Regions from separate parts of the Homo sapiens genome. Here region 2 is linked to region 1. The links are chromatin loops, found by intact Hi-C in ENCODE. Cell type or tissue: adrenal gland. All regions are shown on one strand. Each heading gives the region's core, and the rest is flanking DNA. Links, peaks and the distances in the headings are about the cores only. Region 1 overlaps GCFC2 (GC-rich sequence DNA-binding factor 2). Region 2 has its middle 6.1 kb from the start of MRPL19.

Region 1 (9,157 bases), core at 1,105-9,104:
AATATGATATGCCTCCTTGCTTTTCAACCACCTCTGTCATTCTACTCCGGGCATTCTCCAGTCTGTCAATTTCTCCTTAATTTCCTAAAGCTCAACCTAAAATTGGTTTACTCATAAAACTGCATGAATCTACAATCTCATCAACAAACAATAAAAAAAAATGCTACAATGAAAGAGTGAGAAGATTCTCAGCAACATCACTCTAAAAAGTTCCCCAATATGTCTTATGTTCACTGAATTCAATTCTAGATCATTGTAAGATTAAGATCTGTTTTACTGAACTTTGAATCCTTAAAGAGACTACTATTATTTGGTAGACTACAAATAACTAGTTAATACAATAAGTGTCAGTCTAATTTTGAAACCATTGTTCAAGCAAAGCCACAATGCCACTGGATTTTTGCCAAAAGAACAAAGGTAATGAGTATTGTTGTCTTCCTTTAGAAGAAATGAATTTGCACTAATGAATTTATACCGGTTCATCTCTGCAGGGCCAGTGTATATTCATAATCCTGAAAGATGGCTGCCTGGGCCATGAGAACACAAATCAGATCACTGAACAGAGAAAAGTAAGCTAATAGGAATGAAAGTCATAATCTGGGTCCTTACATGTATGTCTATAATTTAAAATGATTACCACTCCTATCACAGTGTTGAGAAGTATCAAGGTATATTCTTTCATCTTATTATTATAAAGATAAAAAATAGCCAAGTCCAGTTTAAAAAATTTTTTTTTCATCTCAGTGCAGTCTGAGAAAAAGTCTAGTTTCTATAAATCAAAAGTAAATATGTTTTCCCCCAAACAGTTTTCTGATAATCACTTCTGCATCTTTTATAAACCAAGATCTGTAAGAAAATTATAATGATTTAGAGATAGATCATGGAGTTCGCAACTCTAGAAATTATTACCTGTCTGCTTTTACTAACTTCATTTTCACAAGTGGAATGTTCTTCAAGAATCACTCTGCAATGTGTTATTAAACTTGTTGTCTGTGAGGTTGACAAAGGATCCCAAAGGAATTCTACAAAGTCTGAAACAAATATTTCAGTGGTACACAATGTATTTACTAGATTGTTTTGCTTTTCATATACAAATAATCAAGACCTTTAACAAACACTACTTCCCTCCTTATTCAGTTTAAGTTCCATGGCCAATTATTACCATTACATATTTGCATACATCTTCAATTTCCTTGTTCTTCTTGGGCTTTGTTAAACTCCTCTGGCTAAACTACAGCTCTTTATAGTTAAGTTCACCTTGTCACTGAGTCTCTGCCTGCAACCATGCAGATAAAAAGTGGCTGGAAAAACAAACACATTAACTTGATCACTATACAACTTGAGTGAGCCTCTCTCTCTCTCTGTCTCTCAGGTCCATTCACTCTCCCTCTCACCTAGATGATTACTTCATACCTTCTCCCCTCTCCGTTATCTCTCTCTCAGTTGATGGACTTTTTCCTTCTAGATGATTATTTCCTACTTTATTTTTTCTACTCCCTTGCATTCTCTTTCAGCTAATTACTTCCTAATTTGCTAAGAAAATAGAAGCAATCAGAAAAGCAGCACTATGAAGCTCCTACCACAGCATCTACACACCTACCTACATCTGTGCCGATATGCTCTAACTTGTCTCCTATTCCTATGGATGAGGCACCCACACTCCCACCACTTCAGGCAAACTGTTTATTTTGTGGATGAGATCCCAAGCCTTTTGGCTTAGTCTAAGATCCTGTTCCCAGAACACTGTCCTTCCACTTTGGTATTGACATCACTTGTACTAGATTTTTTCCATCACCCTACAAACAACTATTTATCTTGTATTAAAAATAATCCCCCTCAGTGTAAGGAGGCTGCCAAGATGGCCGAATAGGAACAGCTCCAGTCTACAGCTCCCAGCGAGATGGACGTAGAAGGCCGGTGATTTCTGCATTTCCAACTGAGGTACCCAGTTCATCTCATTGGGCCTGGTTGGACAGTGGGTGCAGCCCACAGAGGGTGAGCTGAAGCAAGGTTGGGTGTTGCCTCACCTGGGAAGCACAAGGGGTTGGGGAATTCTCTCCCTTATCTAAGGGATGCCACGAGAAACCGTGCCAGGAGGAACAGTGCACTCCAGCCCAGATACTGTGTTTTTCCCACGGTCTTCGCAACCGGCAGACCAGGAGATTCCCTCCAGTGCCTACCCCACCAGGGCTGTGGGTTTCATGCACAAAACTGGGTGGCTGTTTGGGCAGACATCAAACTAGCTGCAGGCTTTTTTTTTAATTTTTATTTTTTCATACCCCAGTGGCACCTGGAACGCCAGAGAAACAGAACCATTCACCACCCTGGAAAAGGGGCTGAAGACAGGGAGCCAAGTAGTCTGGCTTGGTGGGTCCCACCCCCACGGAGCCCAGCAAGCTAAGATCCACTGACTTGAAATTCTCACTGCCAGCACAGCAGTCTGAGCCCAACCTGAGATGCTTCAGCTTGGTAGGCGGAGGGGTGTCCGCCACTGCTGAGGCTTCAGTAGCCGGTTTATGCCTCACAGTGTAAACAAAGCCACCGGGAAGTTCGACCTGGGCAGAGCCCACCGAAGCTCAGCAAGGCCACTGCGGCCAGACTGCCTCTCTAGACTCCTCTTCTCTGGGCAGAGCATCTCTGAAAAAAGCCAGCAGCCCCAGTCAGGGACTTAGAGATAAAACCCCCATCTTCCATGGACAGAGCACCTGGGGAAAGGGGTGGCTGTGGGCGCAGCTTCAGCAGACTTAAACGTCCTTGCCTGACAGTTCTGAAGACAGCAGTGGTTCTCTCAGCACAGTGTTCGAGCTCTGCTAAGGGACACACTGCCTCCTCAAGTGGGTCCCTGACCCCTGTGTATCCTGTCTGGGAGACACCTCCCAGTAGGGGCCGACAGACACCTCACAGAGGAGAGCTCTGCCTGGCATCTGGCGGATGACCCTCTGAGACGAAGCTTCCAGAGGAAGGAACAAGCAGCAATCTTTGCTGTTCTGCAGCCTCCGCTGGTGATACCCAGGCAAACAGGGTCTGGAGTGGACCTCCAGCAAACTCCAGCAGACCTACAGCTGAGGGGCCTGACTGTTAAAAGCAAAACTAACAAACAGAAAAGAATAGTATCAGCATCAACAAAAAGGATGTACCCTAAGAGACCCCATCTGAAGGTCACCAACATCAAAGACCAAAGGTAGATAAATCCACAAAGATGGGGAGAAACCAGTGCAAAAAGGCTGAAAATTCCAAAAACCAGAATGCCCGTTCTTCAAAGAATCACAACTCATCACCAGCAAGGGAACAAAACCGGATGGAGAATGAGTTTGACGAAGTGACAGAAGTAGGCTTCAGAAGGTGGGTAATAACAAACTCCTCTGAGCTAAAGGAGCATGTTCTAACCCAATGGAAGGAAGCTAAGAACCTTGAAAAAAGGTTAGAGGTATTGCTAACTAAAATAACCAGTTTAGAGAAGAATACAAATGACCTGATGAAGCTGAAAAACACTGCATGAGAATGTCGTGAAGCATACACAGGTATCAATAGCTGAATCGATCAAGTGGAAGAAAGGATATCAGAGACTGAAGATCACCTCAATGAAATAAAGCGAGAAGACAAGTTTAGAGAAAAAAGTGAAAAGAAACAAACAAAGCCTCCAAGAAATATGGGACTATGTGAAAAGACCAAATCTATGTTTGATTGGTGTACCTGAAAGTGATGGGGAGAATGGAACCAAGTTGGAAAACACTCTTCAGGACATTATCCGGAAGAACTTCCCCAACACAGCAAGGCAGGCCAACATTCAAATTCAGGAAATACAGAGAACACCACAAAGATACTCCTCGAGAAGAGCAACCCCAAGACACATAATTGTCAGATTCACCAAGGTTGAAATGAAGGAAAAAAAGTTAAGGGCAGCCAGAAAGAAAGGTTGGGTTACCCACAAATGGAAGCCCATCAGACTAACAGCGGATCTCTCTGCAGAAACCCTACAAGCTACAAGAGACTGGGGGCCAATATTCAACATTCTTAAAGAAATGAATTTTCAATCCAGAATTTCATATCCAGCCAAACTAAGCTTCATAAGCAAAGGAAAAATAAAATCCTTTACAGACAAGCAAATGCTGAGAGATTTTGTCACCACCAGGCCTGCCTTACAAGAGCTCCTGAAGGAAGCGCTAAACATGGAAAGGTACAACTGGTACCAGACGCTGCAAAAACATACCGAATTGTAAAGACCATCAACGCTATGAAGAAACTGCGTCAACTAATGAGCAAAATGACCAGCTAGCATCATAATGACAGGATCAAATTCACACATAACAATATTAACTTTAAAAGTAAATGGGCTAAAAGCCCCAATTAAAAGACACAGACTGGCAAATTGAATAAAGTGTCAAGACCCATCAATGTGCTGTATTCAGGAGACCCATCTCATGTAAAGAGACACACACTGGCTCAAAATAAAGGGATGGAGGAATATTTACCAAGTAAATGGAAAGCAAAAAAAAAAAAAAAAAAAAAGAAAAAAGAAAAAAAAGCATGAGTTGCAGTCCTAGTCTCTGATAAAACAGACTTTAAGCCAGCAAAGATCAAAAGAGACAAAGAAGGGTATTACATAATGGTGAAGGGATCAGTGCAACAGTAAGAGCTAACCATCCTAAATAAATACGCACCCAATACAGCAGCACTCAGATCAGATTCATAAAGCAAGTTCTTAGAGACCTACAAAGAGACTTAGACTCCCACACAATAATAGTGGGAGCCTTTAACATCCCACTGTCGATAACAGACAGATCAATGAAACAGAAAATTAACAAAGATATCCAGGAATTGAACTCAGCTCTGGACCAAGCAGACCTAATAGACATCTATAGAACTCTCCACCCCAAATCGACAGAATATACATTTTTCTTAGCACCACATCACACTTATTCTAAAACTGACCACATAATTGGAAGTAAAACACTCCTCAGCAAATGCAAAAGAATGGAAATCATAACAAACAGTCTCTCAGACCACAGTACAATCAAATTAGAACTCAAGATTAAGAAACTCACTCAAAACCGCACAACTATATGGAAACTTAACAGCCTGCTCCTGAATGACTACTGGGTAAATAAAGAAATGGAGGCAGAAGTAAAGATGTTCTTTGAAACCATGAGAACAAACACACAACGTACCAGAATCCCTGGGACACATTTAAAGCAGTGTGTAGAGGGAAATTTATAGCACTAAATGCCCACAACAGAAAGCAGGAAAGATCTAAAATCGACATCCTAACATCACAATTAAAAGAGAGGATGTGGAGAAATAGAACACTTTTACACTGTTGGTGGGACTGTAAACTAGTTCAACCATTGTGGAAGACAGTGTGGCGACTGCTCAAGGATCTAGAACTAGAAATACCATTTAACCCAGCCATGCTATTACTGAGTATATACCCAAAGGATTATAAATTCATGCTGCTATAAAGACACATGCACATGTATGTTTATTGTGGCACTATTCACAATAGCAAAGACTTGGAACCAACCCAAATGCCCATCAATGATAGACTGGATTAAGAAAATGTGGCACATGTACACCATGGAATACTATGCAGCCATAAAACAGGATGAGTTTATGTCCTTTGCAGGGACATGGACATGGATGAAGCTGGAAACCATCATTCTCAGCAAACTAACACCAGAACACAAAACCAAACACTGCACGTTCTCACTCATAAGTGGGAGCTGAACAATGAGAACACATGGACAGGGAGCGGAACATCACACACCGGGGCCTTTTGGGGGTCAGGGGACTGGGGTGGGATAGCATTAGGAGAAATACCTAATGTAGATGACAAGTTGATGAGTGCAGCAAACACTATGGCACGTGTACACCTATGTAACAAACCTGCACGTTCTGCACATGTACCCCAGAACTTAAAGTATAATAATAAACAAACAAAAAATCCCCCTTAGCCCTACTTCCTCCTCTAGTATTGTTCCATTTCCCTCCTATCTTTTACAACAAAATTCCTCAAAGTACTATCTAAACTTCTATCTCCAGTTTCTCTCTTCTCACTTGTTCTTGCTTTCCCTTTAATTAGGCCTTATCTCTTATCAGCCTACCTAATGCGCTCTTAGCAAATCACAGATGACATTCACATAGCAAACTCCAATGATTGATTCTAATCCTCATCTGACTTATCATCAACAATTCCAACAGTTGACCCTTCTTTCTTCCTAGAAACACTGTCTTTACTTGGCTTCCAAAATACCACACTCTTAGTTTCCTGCCCACCTCTCTGGTCTTTGCTGTCTGCTTGTCATCTCTTTGACTTCCCAGTGCTATAGTATCTCAGGATTCAGGTCACTTACCTTCTCTTTTCGGTTTATATTCACTCGCTTGGTATTCAAAGTCAATTTTATACATTAAATGCCATCAATAAATGTCATGTGGATAAATTCCAAACTTATACCTTCTGACTGGACCTCCCCCTTTAAGACTCATGTATTCAACAACTGACTTGACATGTCCACTTAGATTACAGGTACTTCAAAATCAACATGTCCCAAACTGAGCTGCTATGCTAATACAGCTCCCCACATTAAGCTTACTCCTGTCAGACTTTTTCATTTCAGGAAATGGCACCTCTGTCCTTCCAGTTGCTCAGGCCAATTCCTCAATGGACCCATTCTTGATTCCTCTCTTTCTCTCTTGCTGCACAACCAATCCATTAGCACATTCTGTTAGTGCTATCTTTGAAATATATGTAGAATTCAATCACTATTTGGACTCAGTCAGTGTTAATTTCTCACAAAGCTACTTATTTGTGGGACTGTTTCATCATTAGTATTTAGATTTTTTCAGCAGAGTGCTTAAACTAGGCACATGCATTCTATCATTAGTAGAGTTAGTTAAAAATAGTAACTTTCTAACACACCCCACAAATGCACCATAAGTTTCATTGAAATAAAATCTTGAAAGTTTTTATTTTTTATTTTTTTTAAATTTTAAATTTATAAATAGAGATGGGGTTTCACCTCGTTGCCAAGGCTGGTCTGGAACTCCTGTGCTCAAGCGATCCTTCTGCCTCGGCCTTGCAAAGTGCTGGGATTACAGGCATGAGCAACTCCACCCAGCCAAAATCTTATAATCAAGTTGCCTAAGAAGCAATTATAAGGCTAATTGCTTCCAACTTCTAGGCTGGGCATGGTGACTCATGCCTATAATCCCAGTGCTTTGGGAAGCTTAGGGGAAGGGTCTCTTGAGGCCAGGAGTTTGAGACTAGCCTGGGCAACAGAGCAAGACCCTGTCTCTAAAAAAATCTTTTAAAAATTAGCTGGGTATGGTGGCACGCGCCTGGAGTCCTAGCTAATTGGGAGGCTGAGGCAGTAGGATCACTTGACCCCAGGAATTCAAGACTGACTTGAGCAATGTTCACACCACTGTACTCCAGTCTGGGTGACAGAGGAAGACCCTGTCTCAAAAACAAACACACAAAAAATTAAATAAGAGTTTTGCAGTCTTTGCTGTCAAATTTCTTTCTCAGTGACATAGTGAAACGGATCCTTATCAAGTACACAGGTAAAACAAAAGACTTCATGCTAAGGTCTGAAGCACAAGCATTAATGTTAAGTGCTCATAGCTGCTAGTGGCAAATGTGAGTGAAATGAAGCAATTTTTTTTTTTTTTGAGACGGAGTTTCACTCTTGTCACCCAGGCTGGAGTGCAATGGCACGATCTCGGCTCACCGCAACCTTCGCCTCCCAGGTTTAAGCAATTCTCCTGCCTCAGCCTCCTGAGTAGCTGGGATTACAGGTGCCTGCTACCACACCCAGCTAGTTTTTTGTATTTTTAGTAGAGACGAGGTTTCGCCATGGTGGCCAGGCTGGTCTTGAACTCCTGACCTCAGGTGATCTACCTGCCTTGGCCTCCTAAAGTTCCAGGATTACAGGCATGAACCACCACTCCCAGATGAAGCAATGGTTTTAAAGAAAAGGATAAGAAACACAATTAGAGAAGTTAAGGGGAAAAAAGGACACATGTAGTATGGATGGAAGTGTGCTAAAAAATGACTGAAGTGCCATAAAAGCAGCGGGAATGCCACAAACACTAAACTGACTTTAAATACTAAGTGACTGAAGTAAATAGAACAGAGAAGGTAAGTGACCTGAATCCAGAGATACTGTAGCACTTGGAAGTCAAAGAGGTGACAAGCAGACAGCAAAGACCAGAGAGGTGGGCAGGAAACTAAGAGTGTGGTATTTTGGTAGCCAAGTAAAGACAGTGTTTCTAGGAAGAAAGAAGGGTCAACTGTTGGAACTGCTGATGATACGTCAGATGAGGATTAGTGATCAATCTGAGTATTAGCAGTTTGGTAGCCAACCACCTGTACAAACACAAATTTTTTAACCACCTTACATTTGACAGCTGTTGATTTTTACTACATATAACATTTCCTTGAGATTAAAAACTTATGAAAAAACTTTGTGAATATAACAGAAATTAACAACCTTATATACTCTGTCAGAAAATAATTTAATTTTACCAAGGTTACGAAGCAGTACCTGTAAGTCGGGGAATAATTGTTTTGTTGATGATTGCAGACAAGACTTTTTTATCTGAACTACTTTCCTTCTTTGAATCTTCCACACTGCTATCCATAAATTCTTCTACAGATTTGAACCATGGCATCTCTTTTAAACCTGTGGATTCCAACTTACAAAGAAAATTACAAAAGTTATAAAGAAATCTTTCAACATTAGTGTATTTTTAAATAGTTATTATTTTTTTCAATAATCACCAGAGCTTTTCTAAGGATCAGAAGAGATTAATTCCCTATTTTAACACTAGACCACCAAGGCTAGGCAGGATTGCAGGACAGCATGACTGAGACATGGTGTCTAAGTAACATAAGAAGAAGCTGCATTTCATGCATTCAATCACACAACAAACACTCAACAACTACCTAGTGTGTGCCGGAGCCTTTAGACCCTACCACATGGCAAGTACTCTGCTTGGAGCAAAATACAAATTTGTTAGGCACTTGAAACAGCCATGGAATTTGTTTATAAAAAAAATTCATCCACTTCAAGCAAAGTTTATTTCTGGCCCCTTCAATTCACTAAGCATAAATATGTAATTTGTATGTGATTTAGTTAAAGGTCCTATTACACAGTAG
Region 2 (9,157 bases), core at 510-8,509, 44 kb before region 1:
TAGTAAAAATAATTCTCCTGCTTAGACTGAGGGTGGGCCCTGCAGCCATCTCTTTCCAAGGTTGGCATCTGCAGTGAGCTCCCCATCTAGCCTCACATATGCCTGATAGTGGGCACAGGTCTCTGTTCACACACTGTGCATTCCTCATCCCCATCCCTCATTATTCAATGGCAGCTAAAGCTGCTAATTTTCCTAGGTCCAGGGGCTTCAACCTTGCCTTCTCTAAACATTGACCTCTATCGTTTCTTCTTAGGGAGAAGCATCATCTTCTCAGAGTCCTAAAACTCATAAGCTCTGGACTTGGGTTAGAAGGTGGGTAGGAAGGAGGAACCCACCAACTCATATTTTTAGAAACTTGAAGGAGACCTGCCTAGGGATCAGCTTGGGGAATGCTAAAACCAATGAACCTCTATCTCAGCAAATTACTCTGTAACATCCATACTCAATGTTTTATTCCTCAACTCCTGTGCCCTCCCTAAAAGGTAAAGGTAATAAATACATAAAAACTGGCAATAAATGGAAACTAAATAGTACCAACACTAAAAACTAAACAGTCCTCACACTAATGATATCATTCAAGTCTCTGGCACTACAGTTGATCTTGAACAATATGGGGATTGGGACACCGACCCCCTCCCACACAGTTGAAAGTCTGTGTATAGGACGGGTGCGGTGGCTCACACCTGTAATCCCAGCACTTTGAGAGGCTGAGGCAGGCAGATCACCTGAGGTCAGCAGTTTGAGACCAGCCTGACCAACATGGAGAAACCCCGTCTCTACAAAAAATACAAAATTAGCTGGGTGTGGTGACACATGCCTGTAATCCCAGCTACTCAGGAGGCTGAGGCAGAAGAATCGCTTGAACCCGGGAGGTGGAGGTTGCGGTGAGACGAGATTGTGTGCCATTGCACTCCAACCTGGGCAACAAAAGTGAAACTCCATCTCAAAAAAAAAAAAAAGAAAAAGAAAAAAAGAAAATCTGTGTATAACTTTTGACTCCCCAAAAACTTTACTAATAGCCTTACTGATAACATAAACAGTTAATTAACACATATTTCATGTTATAGGTATTATATATGGTATTCTTACAATAAAGTAAGCTAGGGAAAAGACAATGTGATTAAGAAAATCATAAGAGAAAACATATTTACAATTCATTAAGTGGAAATGGATCACTATAAAAGTCTTCATCTTCATCGTCTTCATGTGGAGTAGGCTGAGGAGATGGAGGAAGCGGAGGGGTTAGTATTGCTGTCACAGGGGTGGCAGAGGGAGAAGAAAATTTGCATATAAGTGGACCCATACAGTTCAAAGAGTGATGTGGAAGGGAACAATTATATATCCAAAGGCCAGTTTTCAGCTTCCTCTGCCTGGGCATCTCAGGACATCTTTGGCTGTCAGCCAGCCCTCTCCTACCACCTCACTCTCATCAGCTTACTGCCTTCCCGACTCCCTTTGACTCTCTTTCAGACAGCTCCTTCTCTGCATCCCTGCTGCTCATTTCAACCACATATCCCTTAGAAGTTGCTGTTCTCCAGGGCTCTGTCCTGACCCCTTCCTCTCTCACACACAGCCCCTCCTGTGTGGCCTCATCCAGATGGCTCCACTTGCTGTCCCTCTTGCCCAGGTCTGTCTCCTCAACTTCAGGCTCACTTCCAGCCCTCTAGTGGACTTCTTTCCTTGCATGTGACAGACATGCACCCTAAGCTCAATGTTTCCAGCACACATGCAGCCTGTTCCCACAAATCTGCTCCTTCTCCCATCCTCTATCTCACAGAAATGCCACCATCCACCAAATTCCCAGGAAGGAGTCCGGGGGCTTCCCCCATAACCTGTCAATCACCAGGGCTTGTTAATTCCCTGTCCTCAGCGCCCACTTCTACCACCACTTCTCATTCAGCCCCAGGCATCTGAGTCGAGAGCACTGTCACATCTTGCAGGGATCACTGCCTCTACCTCTTAAATTAGCTCCATAAGCTGCAGCTCCAGCCCATTCTCCACTCTGCAGTGACAGGAAACTTTCTGAGATGTAAGCCTGGCCTTGTCATTCTTTTTTAAAAAATTATCTGAACACTCCTCAGTGCCCTCCTGAAGAAGCTTACACTCATTATTATGACTTCCAAATTCCCTCATTCCCTAAACCCAGCCCACCTCCCACTCTCATTTTCTGCTCAGGTAATATGCAAACAAATAAAGCAAGCTGGATTCCTGATTTTTAAGACTTACAGTTGAGCAGGGGAGGAAAATGAAAAAGCAGCAAACAAACCACTGAAAATATATCTATCATGTATGCTAAGTACTATGAAAATAGAAAACAGGAATAACAGGAGACTCCATTTGGAAGGGTGGTCAGGGAGTTCGATTTGCTATTTCTTGAGATTGAGAACCAGGAGGAGGAACAATCTAGGGAAAATTATAAGGATCTGCTTTTGGTAATAAGGATATCTGTAATGCTTTTTTAAAGTATTTGCTGCTGGTTTAAAAATATATGTATATTGTTCAAAGCAGTAACCTTCAGCTTTCTACAAAACTTGTTGTCCAACATAATGAAGACTCCAGGATAACACAGTATTCTACTTCTGTCTTCTAACTGGAGTCTCATGCATGGGGTGAGAGGGGAGGAAAACATTCTCTAATTTATTCTGATTAGTCTTAACCTCTTCTGGCTTCCCTGGTTATATATATATAGTATTATATCCTCAAGACTCAGTTCAAGTCTCCTTTCTTCTGAGAAACTTTCCCAACTGACCTTGCCTGGGCAAAATGCATTCCCATGTGCTATGGCAGTCCACAGAACACACATCCTCCCAGCAATTATCATTTTGTATTATAATGTTGTCTTCAGAGAAAATTATTTCTCTTTGTCCACTTCTGTGACTAGCTTATAGTAGGTACACGTTATTTATCTGCTGACTATGTGGAACACCCAACACATGTACTGTGTGACCTTTGCCAAGTCATTGCTCTTCTGTAATCCTCAGTTTTCTCGTCATTCCAGAATAACACAGCCTACAACGTGGTGGTAAGGCTTAACTGAGTATTGATGTAGTCTTAGTAAGAATTGGGTTACTAAGCAAAATATGATGGCATAAAACTTTCTATTTATGCTCCAATATTTCTTCTCCAGCTTATCATCTTGGGTGGGCAGTGCCAGGCATTCAATTGTAGAAAGAAACACTCTAAAGGGACTCTGTAGAAAAGCTACAGTGGATCCCCATCTTTTACCATGTATAAAAATCAACTCAAAATGGATTGACAACTTATAGGTAAGATCTGAAACTATGAAACCACTAGAAGAAAGCATTTGGGGGAAACACTACTGGACATTGGTCTGGGCAAAGATCTTTTGGGTAAGACCTCAAAAGCACAGGCAATAAAAACAAATATAGGCAAATGGGATTACGTCAAACTAAAATGCTTCTGCATAGCAAAGGATACAATTAACAAAGTGAACAGACAACCTACAGAATTGGAGAAAATCGGAACTCAAGTCAATAGCAAAAAAAAAAAACATCCCACAAATAATCCAATTTTAAAATGGGCAAAAGACATGCATAGACATTTCTCAAAGAATATATACAAATGGCCAACAAATATATGAAAAAATGCTCAAAATCACTATTCATCAGAAAAATGTAAACCAAAACCACAATGAGATATCATCTCACCTCAGTTAGAATGCTTATTATCAAAAAGACAAAAAATAATGGATGCTGGTGAGGATGCAGAGAAAAAGGGAATCCCAGTGCTGTTGGTGGATGGTACAGCACTGTGGAGAAGAGTATGCAGGTTCCTCAACAAACTAAAAACAGAACTATCATAAAATCCCATAATCCTTCTGCTGGGTGTATAACCAAAAGAAAAAAGATTAATATATCAAAGAGATATCTGCACTCCCATGTTTATTGCATCACTATTCACAATAATCAAGATATAGAATAAGCTTAAGTGTCCATCAATGGATGTATGAATAAAGAAAATGTGATATACATACACAATGGAACTCTATTCAGTCATGAAAAAGAATAAAATTATCTCATTTGCAGCAACATGAATGGAACTGAAGGTTATTATATTAAGTAAAATAATCCAGGCAGAGAAGTACAAATATCGCATATTATCACCATATGTGGGAGCTAAAAAGGTGGGTCTCATCGAGGTAGTGCATAGACTGGTGGTTATCAGAAGCTGGGGGGGTGTATGTGTGTTGAGGGAGCAGGGAGACACAGATAAGTTGGTTGAGGGGTATAAAAATACATTTATATAGAAGGGATAAGTTCTAGTATTCAATAGCACAGTGGAGAAACTACAGTTAACAATAATTTACTGTATATTTCAAAATGGCTAGAAGAGAATTGTAATGTTCCCAACATAAAGGTAAATGTTTGAGTTGACGGACATCCCAACCACCCTGATATGATCATTACAGGTTGTATAAGTGTATCAAAATATCACATGTATCCCCAAAATATATACTATGATGTCCCAATTTTTAAAAGAAAGGAAAGAGAGAGACTTTTTAATAAGGGAAAAAAGAGAAAAGCTAGAGGGGACCTAGACCGTCCAGCGTTGCTGTGTGGTGCTGTGGCCACCAGAGGACAGCCTAACCACACATGCTGTGGAACTCTGCCTTCCAGAGCCCTGAGGGTGCAATGTTTTCCACACAGCTGAGAAACAATTTTTTTTCTTCCAGCCACGTGGAGGAAAATCATTGTCAAATATATTACATTATCTCCTACCCATTATAAGTTGATTGTTATAACTGTTTCCTGTGAGTTAGTCTCACCATTTTCTGTCATTGTAGGTATCTGCTTAATATGAAATCAATGCATCTTTTTAGTCATTTTGTAGAGAAAAATGCAAAGGAAGTTGGCCAGTGCCCAGCCAGAAAAGGAAAGAGCCTTAGCCAAGTAATTTGGGGAATTTCCAGGCCCACTGATGAGTCCATTCTGGTGCAGACATAAATGAAGGAAGTTGTAGACAACAGTTGTCAAGTTCTCTGATTCCATTGATGAAATCCTCCCTAATAGGAGACTTAGCTTGTTGCCAATAAACACTTGAAACCTATATTAAACTCCCTTTGTTCCATGTTCATCAAGCAACCCCTTCCATATGTGACATTAAATTTTGCCTTCCGAGAGAGAAAGTCGTGGTCACAAAGACATAAATGTTCTGGTATTCTGGTCAGCATATTATTTTTTGTTCACTTATAAGTTAATAAACTAGCATTTAGTTTTGTCATATCAATTTCAAAAATTTGGTTCATGTAAGTCTGCCCTAAATGATGTATCTATTTAATGCTGTGCTGAAAATCAGGTTCTGGGCTTCCAAAATCAAAAGTCAGACCCAAGGCCATGACAAATTCTCCAAAGTCAATATTATCTGTGAGGCCTTGAAGTATATATTTTGCCTGGATGAAGGAACTTCATGTTGCCACATAAGCTCACCCCCACCACACATACACTCCTTTATTCACTATCTATTACTATTTAATAAATTGCTCCTAAATTAAGCAGCTTAAAACAACAAACATTTATTATTGTACGGTTCTGTGGGTCAGAAATCCAGAAGTGGCTTAGCTGAGTGATTTTGACTCCAGGTCTTTCACAATGCTGCAATCAAGAGGTTGGCTGGGGCTATAGTCAACTCAAGGCTCAACTAAGGGAAGGTCTGCTTGCCAGCTCATTCCTGTGGCAAGAAGCAGCCTTGCTGGCTGTTGGCTGGGGACATTGGTTCCTTGCCATATGGACCTTTCCATAGGGCAGCTCATAACAGGTACCTGGCTTCCCTCAGAGTGAAGCAAAGGAAGTAAGAACTATCATAGTCAGTGCATTTGTGTTTTTATTTTATTTTTTTAAATTTATTTATTTTTTCGAGATGGAGTCTTGCTCTGTCGCCCAGGCTGGCATGCTAGTGGCGCGATCTCGGCTCACTGCCACCTCCGCCTCCTAGGTTCAAGTGATTCTCCTGCCTCAGCCTCCTAAGTAGCTGGGATTACAGGTACGCCACCATGCCCTGCTAATTTTTGTATTTTTAGTAGAGACGGGGTTTCACCATGTTGGTCAGGCTGGTCTCAAACTCCTGACCTTGTGATCTGCCTGCCTCGGCCTCCCAAAGTGCTGGGATTACAGGTGTGAGCCACCACGCTCAGCTGTGTTTTTAAAATAGTGTATTGATTTTCATTGTAAAACCAAAATGTACCTATTACAGAAAATGTAGCTAGAAAAATTGCAAAAGCAGGGAACACGCTTAATCTCACCACTCCATCTATGCTTTGTGATACTTAATCATAAATTCTATGTCTAGGTGAATGTCCAGAAGAGTATGCCCTAGGCTTTATTCTAGGATTTTTGTAGTTTGAGGTCGTACATGTAAGTCTTTAACTCATTTGGAGTTAATTTTTGTATGTGGTGAGAGGTAGTGGTCTAGTTTCATTCTTTGGCATATGGTCAGCCAGTTTTCCCAGCACCGTTTATCGAATAGGATGTCATCTCCCCACTGCTAATTTTTGTAGACTGTTGAAGATTAGTTGGTTGTAGGTATGCGGCTTTATTTGTAGGTTCTCTATTGTGTTCCATTGGTCTGTTTGTTTCTTTTTGTACCAGTACCATGCTGTTTTGGATACTGTAGCCTTGTAGTATAGTGTGAAGTCAGATCATGTCATTCCTCCTGCTTTACTCTTTTTGCTTAGGATTGCTTTGGCTATTTGGACTCTTTTTGGTTCCACATGAATTTTAGAATTGTTTTTTTTTCTAGTTCTGTGAAAAATGATAGTAATTTAATAGGAATGTCGTTGAATATGTAAATTGCTTTGAGCAATATGGACATTTTAGTGACATTGATTCTTCCAATCCATGAGCATGGGATGTTTTTCCATTTGTTTGTGTCATCTATAATTTATTTCAGCAGTGTTTTGTAGTTCTTGTTGTAGAGATTTCATCTCCTTGATTAGGTGTATTCCTAGGTATTTTATGTTTTTGGTGGCTATTGTAAATGGGACTGCATTCTTGATTTGGTTCTCAGCTTGAACACTGTTGGTGAATAGACATACTACTGATTTTTGCATATTAATTTTGTATCCTGAAACTTTACTGAAGTTGTTTATCAGGTCTAGGCGTCTTTTGGTAGCATCTTTACGGTTTTCTAGGAATAGGAGATTCTTTTTTTGGATGTGTTAATACATGAATCAGATTATAGTTTCCTCTTGCTGGCATCTTTAAAATAAGTTTTACAAAAAGCTTTTTTTTTTAATTAGGTGAAGGATATGTTAATTAGCTAAACTGTGATAATCATTTCACATTGCATACATATATCAAATCATCATGTTGTACACCTTAAATATATACAAATTTTTATCTTTCAATCATGTCTCAGTAAAGTTGGAAAAAAAGAATTTTATTATGATCTATACATTTATCTGCAAACTTTATGCATTATCACAATTTAATCCTTATACCAACCCAATGAGGTAGGCATACCTCTATCCTATTACCCATGAAGAAGAAAAGGCAGAGATGGGAACCTCTCTCAAAGACTCCAGTTAGTACATTTCAGAAATTTTTTTTACTGACTCTACCTCACAAATAGATGGAGAGACAGAAAAAAAAATACCACTTTCTATCTCTATTGCCTCTACCTCAATTGTTCCCAAATTGGAACAACTATCAGAATCACCGGAGGATTTGCTAAAGCACAGATCACTGGGTTCTGTGCCCAGAGTTTTAAATTCAGTAAGTCTGGGGGCGGGACCTGAGAATTTGTAATTTTAACACGTTCCCTGGTTGTGCTGATGTTGCTAGTCAAGGGCTCACACTTTAAGAACCATTTTTTTTTTTTCTGTTCCAGGTTAGCACCATCTCTCTTTTGGAATATTTCAATAATTTCCTGCTTCCCAGCCATTTTCTAAAGTACAATCAGAATGATCTATCTAATTTTACTTAGAAATATTTATTGGGTGCCAGATACTCTACTAAATATAGAGGATGTAATAACAAGCAAAACCGACAAGGATCCTGATGTCACAATAACCTGAAGCAGCCAGTTTGCCTGGAATACTTTCTTCCCTTGGCTGAACATTATGTAATGATGTTCATGATCTCCTTTCCAAGGGTGTAAAACACAGAAGTAAATAATTAAAGTTCTATTCCTGTGATCAGCTCATAAAATGGTTGAGCCAGCTCTGTGCTCTTTGATTTTGCTCTATGAAGTTGTTTAATAACAACTTAAGTTGGAATAATTTAAACTCCAGCTTGTTCTCCAAATTAAGATAAGGTCAAAACGGCCTGATATATGTTGGATGAGCAAGAATACGGGAGAAAATTAGATAAGATTCTTTAGGTTCATTCTTCCAATTTTGTAAAACTCTACACAACTATTCCTTCATCTGTGGAAGAGGAGAGGGCAGCAGGAGTGGCTTGGCAATGTCTAGTAAATCCTGCTGTCCTCCTGTGAAGGTCTGTCTTTTATTTCTCTGCCCCTACCTTTAGGACCAATCCCAGCAAGAGTGAAGGCCACGTGTTCTGGGCATGGTTAATACAGAAAAATCTTCACCACTGCCAGTCATGATTATCTTTGCCTCTCCTCCCTTTTACTCTTAAGGGCTTGAAGTCTACTTTTTCGGGTAGGTAGAAGAGCCAAAATATTGCTCATCTGAAATTTTGGTTGTGAGATTCCTTGTCATTTATAGAATAAATTCTTGTTCTAATCAAAGAAGCTAGAGTTAAAATAGAAGGCCCTGTCTTTCTTCACAGCATCTTGAATTCTGTGCTCAAAACATGGCCCTGTTCCTCAGGCTGATGTAACAGCTCATGTTCTTCAGGATGGCAAGTCAGAGTATAGAGGCCAAGCTGCAGAGGTTGGTTGCTTTTATGAGCATTTGACTTCTGTCAAAAGTAAACAGTAAGGCTTTAAACTGGGGAAAGGAAAGAACAGGGTATGCATTTCTGAGCCATCTTTTTTTGGTTGCTGCGTGAAGGACTGGAGGTAACCAGAGGCAAGAAGACTAATGAGAAGGCTGTTGCAGGGATCTCCAGGGATCCTGAAGAGAGAAAATATGTTGACCTAGATTGGAAATATGGATGGGAGGATGAGAAAGTATATGGATTCCTGAGATATTTGACGGTGTCAGGCATAGTTTTTGGAACTTCATCCAGGAGGA

What was found. Hi-C counts contacts between places; a loop is a spot of excess contacts. Peaks named below come from ENCODE experiments on the same cell type or tissue, not always from the same donor. Only the 100,000 strongest peaks of a DNase experiment are listed, where the experiment ranks them.
Region 2: a loop joins it to region 1, with 2.0 times the contacts of the local background. A loop is called at or near these places in 56 of 110 quality-filtered maps.

Annotation. Positions count from the first base shown.
Region 1 is chr2:75,679,284-75,688,440 of GRCh38, forward strand. It overlaps GCFC2 (GC-rich sequence DNA-binding factor 2), which reads right to left. Exons shown (of 17, transcript NM_003203.5): 11 at 8,544-8,694; 12 at 910-1,031. LOC124906025 (a long non-coding RNA gene) reads left to right here. Exons shown (of 2, transcript XR_007087113.1): 1 at 1-569. Among named protein-coding and RNA genes, the nearest start is that of GCFC2, 27 kb to the right of the region's middle. In adrenal gland, for the core only: no CTCF peak of the experiment used is centred there; no DNase peak of the experiment used is centred there.
Region 2 is chr2:75,636,121-75,645,277 of GRCh38, forward strand. No RefSeq gene overlaps it. Among named protein-coding and RNA genes, the nearest start is that of MRPL19, 6.1 kb to the right of the region's middle. In adrenal gland, for the core only: a CTCF peak has its summit at 4,589 (motif pointing right); no DNase peak of the experiment used is centred there; H3K27ac peaks cover 771 bases.